2 separate regions of the Homo sapiens genome follow, and region 2 is linked to region 1. A link is a loop called in an ENCODE intact Hi-C map of the cell type or tissue named here. Cell type or tissue: prostate gland. All regions are shown on one strand. Region 1 overlaps SLC22A5 (solute carrier family 22 member 5). Region 2 has its middle 11 kb from the start of P4HA2.

Region 1 (2,500 bases):
GCTGGGCATGGTGGTGCATGCCTGTAATCCCAGCAACTCGGGAGGCTGAGACAGGAGAATCTCTTGAACCTGCGAGGCAGAGGTTGCAGTGAGCCGAGATCGTGCCATTGCACTCCAGCCTGGGTAACAAGAGTGAAACTCCTTTTCCAAAAAAAAACAACAACAATAAAAAATATCTGGCTGCGCATGGTGTCTCACGCCTGTAATCCCAGCACTTTGGGAGGTTATGGAGGGAGGATTGCTTGAGGCCAGGAATTAAAAACCAGGGAAGATGCTGGGACTCCTTTCCACCGGCTAACCCACCGATTTGTGGGGTGTTCTCACATGTGTCATGTGGCCAAGGACTTGCTGAAGGCTGCTACTCTCTTCACAGTCTTCTCTGACAGACCCTGAAGCTCCAGGGAAAGAAGACACAACATAATGGACCCCTCTAAGAACTTCATGAAAGCTACGGACCTCTCTCCAAAAAAATGCTCACATGTAGTCTCTAACATTGTGCATATAATTTCGAGGGGTTTGGGATTCTCTAAGCCGTTAATGTTTCCTTGAGTTAAAAGCTTTAGAATTATACAAATAACCTGCTTATAAGAAATGGATCAAAACACTATTCTCCCTCCTGTCATAAAGTAAATGCCAAAACCACAGGCCACTTAGCTAAGGGGCATCAGCCTTGTGGACAAAAGAGTTCTGCTTTTCATACCACTAGTGGCTGGTGAGAGCTCCTTTCACTTTGCAGAGAGAATGCTGGTCTTCTTGGGACTACAGAGGCAGACACCGTGGCACTACTACAGATCTACAATCTAGCACATGTGCATGTGTGCATGATGTCAACCTCTCCCATGCTCAGGGGCATGACAGAGTCACAGTGACCCAGGGGAGGCAAGCCAGGCTACTGCAGAAGTGAATCATGGCATATTACCTAGTCAACCGGGTCACAGATACATTCAGCTTAGACAGCTCAGGTTTCTTTACTTAGCAAGAATTACGGAGTCAGATTTGTTGGCTCTTCTTACTAGGCATGGAGTCTATATCACAGACATAGCTTCCTCTTCTTTAAAATACAGGGCCCTGCGCTGAAAGAATACTACCAACTGAAATCAAGGGCCAGGCACACGCTTCTTCCTCAGTGCTGAGGTCCCCTGGTGCTCCAGAAGACAGACACCTTACCTGTCTGACAGCTGCCCTGAAATGAAGGAGCCCAACAGCACACCCACGAAGAACAAGGAGATTGTGAGTGGGGCCTTCCAGTCGTCCTCACACACCAGGTTCCACTGCAAGATGAGCAAAGGGGGTGTATCATTCACTTCTTTTTAAAAGGTTTTAAAGCAAAGGCATCCTGGAAAATGAAGTCAGAACATCCTGCCATCCCCACACGCTCTGAGTGTGAACTCACTTAGTCAGGTGATGGCTCACCTGGGCAGGAAGGCAGAGAGCAGGCTTCTTTCCCATCCTGTTTTTCATAGCATTGTAGGCCCCACTGTCTTGCTTCCATTTTGAGGAGGAGAGACAGGCAGAGAGTAAGTGTTCTGTCCACATGCTGACCCTGGAGAAAGCAAGGCCTCTAACGCTTGCTCCTAAAAATCTGAGCGGAGCCCAGGGCTGTGGAAGAGGCAGGGCACCCTCGCTCAGTGGGGTTCAGGCCATTGGCATGAACGTCACTGGAGTGGTTCTGGAAGCAGGGCTCTGGGGCTCTACGGGCCAAAGCATCCAGCAAGAAACTAAGGCCAGGGCACAGAGTGCACCATCTGGACCTGCTCTGCTCGGGTTCCCACCCTGGGCCAATGACCCCCGGGTCCTTTTTGTGACCTTTAGAGCTGGAATCCCTGATGCTGCACACCAACTATACTAGGCTCAATTACAGCTGAAAGTCCTGAGCTTGGAGGTAAGAAACTGGGTTTTAGCTCCCACTCTACTATTAAAACTCTTCCAACCTCAGATAAGCATCACCCCATGCTGTGCCTTGATTTCCCCATTTGTAAAACAGGGATTGGGGTAAGGAATAGGCTGCACCGCTTGAGTTTCCAGCTTCCAATGTGTGGTTCCATCTATAGTTACCATGAACAGAAAAAGAGGTCTGAAGACATGGGGAAGCAGCCAGACGCTTGGATCTGGCTGCGCCTGCCTAAACAAGAGCCAAAAGCAGGAAGAAAGCCCAAACGGGAAACTTAGTGGTTCACAGAAAAATGAAAAATGTTTTTCAGACAGAGAGATGGTGCTCAGTAGTAACCTTTGCAGACTTCTCACATGAGCAACCACCCTCCTAGGAACTCAGACCCTTGCCTCCCTGGTGCCAGGCTGCTAGCCTGCCCTCCACGGAGCCTGCTGGCTCCTCACCAACAACGCAGGCAAGGGGACATGCGGCTCCCTAGAACAAAGCATCTCTTCCAAGCCAGTGACAGGGAAAAACAAGCCTGCTTCTCCGCACTGCTGGGCAGTGTGGGCGCACAGCCTCCGGGCACCTCTCAGAGGGGTTGGCAGGCAACCCTCAGGCTGGACACGG
Region 2 (2,500 bases), 140 kb after region 1:
TCCGTGGGAATGAGCCATTCCCTCTCCCAGGCTTTGCTCATTCTATCTCCTCTGCTGCAATACCATTCTCCCAGACCTCCAACACTTCCCCTGGCTGACTATGCAGGGAGACCCACACCTCATCCTCCTACCTGACCACTCGGCAAGTGAGTCTCCCCTTCTGTAGTCTCCCTCAGCCTCTGCGATTCACCGTCAATTTCTTCATCTGTGCCTCCTCTCCCCCCATAAAACAAAACAAACAAACAAACAAACAAAAAACAACATGAGCTCCATGCAGGCAGGGTGTTTTTCTGACTCATCTCTGTGTCCCTGGGTACCCAGGACTGGACACAAGGGAGGTGTCAGGGGATGTCTGTTGACTGACTGAATGTGAGTAAGTGAGGGTGTAGAGGGTTCCTGAAGCCCTAGGCTGAGTGACCAAGTATGGAAACCCTGCTTGCCACACTTCAGCATGACCAAGGCAGCTGGTCTTCTCCTTCAAAGGCAGTGCTGAGGCTTGACAGGTCATAGAGCCAGGCCTTCATGTCTAGGCTGCAGACAGCTTCCTCAAAGTCCATCTCCTCTTCCCTACTGATCTTTTCCTGCTACTCCCCATTGGTTGAACCCAACCAGAAGCTGCAGGGCAGGTGAACCTGTTGATGCTATCCATATAGGTCAGCAGTCAGGGCGCAGAGCAGGGGAAAGAGGAGACAGGAGAGGAGATCTGGAAGGGTAAGCAGATGACATCTGTCAAGTGTTAGGTAACACTTGGTACAGGGAGAGTGCTCCATAAATTAGTTGTCCAATCACAGAAGCATCCCAGAGCATCATAGAAACCCAGATGAGGACTGCCCATCCTGCTTCTCTGGCTCTTCTCCTCCAGGAGCTCCTCTCCACAGAGCCAGGATATTCTGGGTATGTTCAGAGTTCAAGGTCTCCCCATCTCCTTTCCTAACTTCACTGCATTACTAGTCCTTGGTGTTTCCTTAGGGCTACTGGCTCCTATGGCCTGAGGCTTCCACAGCCTGAGGCTTCCCAAGGCTACAAGTCAACTTAGCTGACCATGAAGGCCCCTGATCACTATGGGCTGAGGAAAGGATCTGGGGTCTTCCCAATATCCTCCCTGCCTCCTCAGCCAGTGGAGGTCCCAGCATTGGAGTCATTCCCCAGGGCCTGGAAAACATCTCTCCCTTCCCGTTGCTCATGATTATGCAGGCCTAGTCACAGGTCTCAGCTAAACCTTGGCAGGTTGGAAGGATGGGGCACCAAGTGGAGGGGCTTTTTGAGCAAGGCTGGGGCTGCTCCTTTGAGTGAGCCCTGTTGAGCTCCATGCACCCTCTGGTGGCCAACCTCATTTTTGCAACTACAGCTCTGGACAAGAAGGAAGCAGCTCCCCTAAAAAGATTCTCCCAGAAGGCCTCACACACCTTTGCCCTGGGACAAAAATAGCTGTTGGTGCCCCAGGAGAGAGTGCAGAGAAAATTCCAGAACTTGATGAGGGCAGGGTGTCAACCTGGCCTACAGCTGTTGGGTGACCACTGGTGTCAACCTGGCCTACAGCTGTTGGGTGACCACTGGGGTGAGAGGGCAGTACTTGCCCCCAAAATTGCAGCCACCAATGACAGCATCTAACGACCCAGCCAGTTTGAGGAAGCCATCTTTCCACCTTCACCACCTTGATCATTCACTCTTCAGCCAAGAAGATGTACTGTCCAAGCCATCCCTTCTCCCATGGGCTCTGATTTCTACAGATGATAGAGGTAGACATCTTCCTGATTCCAAGTCTGCAACTAGCTGGTTCAGGGTCAGAGTAAGTAATAAGGCCAGAGCCTGGTCCAAAGTCAATATCAGGCTCTGGTTCAGAGTCAAGATTAAGGGCAGAGCCAGAGGACAAAGGACAGAACCTCCTCCTTCTCATGTGAAAGGCCAGATCCACACGCTTGCGTATGCATGTGAATCCCTCTGTGCGTGAGCATATAAATGTGTGTGTGTGTGTGCGTATGTGTGTGTGTTTGTGGGTGAGAGCCCTCTTACTAGAGGCTATGGCCAAGTTGCTCTGTTTTTCAGGCACTAGAAGCTCAGGGATTATCAAGCTTCTCACAGGTTTATGCAAATGTTTGAAACATGAAAAAAATATAGAAAGCTATAAAAAATGTAAATACTAAATATAGTAAATGTTAACAGTATGTCATAGTCATAGTCAACTGAAGTTCAGCCATGTTCTTGTGTGGTCAAGTTTAAAATGTATTTATGTGGGATGTGGGTGTGTGGAATAGGTTTGATGTGGAATGAGGTAGTCAGGACCTTTGGAGGAATGAGTGCCCTGGCCTCCTTGTGGTGGGTAAGAGTCCCAGGGCAGTGTACTGCAGGGCCACAAGGCAGGGCTGACTAGCAAGTTCAAATGCTGGTGTCTACTGAAGGGAAGGGGAGATCAGAGCTGCAACTGGAGCTGACACTAGCAGGGCAGTTGAGGGCAGGAAAGAGGCCACAGGAGGGTTTAGGGTCCTTGAGACAGGAGTGA

Evidence for each region. Hi-C counts contacts between places; a loop is a spot of excess contacts. Peaks named below come from ENCODE experiments on the same cell type or tissue, not always from the same donor. Only the 100,000 strongest peaks of a DNase experiment are listed, where the experiment ranks them.
Region 2: it touches region 1 in a loop (3-fold over the local background); 13 of 110 quality-filtered maps call a loop at or near these places.

Annotation. Positions count from the first base shown.
Region 1 is chr5:132,377,149-132,379,648 of GRCh38, reverse strand. SLC22A5 (solute carrier family 22 member 5) reads right to left here. Exons shown (of 10, transcript NM_003060.4): 2 at 1,168-1,271. Among named protein-coding and RNA genes, the nearest start is that of MIR3936HG, 8.5 kb to the right of the region's middle. In prostate gland, no CTCF peak of the experiment used is centred here; a DNase peak (open chromatin) is centred at 1,405; H3K27ac peaks cover 2,357 bases.
Region 2 is chr5:132,237,257-132,239,756 of GRCh38, reverse strand. No RefSeq gene overlaps it. Among named protein-coding and RNA genes, the nearest start is that of P4HA2, 11 kb to the right of the region's middle. In prostate gland, a CTCF peak has its summit at 1,318 (motif pointing left); a DNase peak (open chromatin) is centred at 1,316.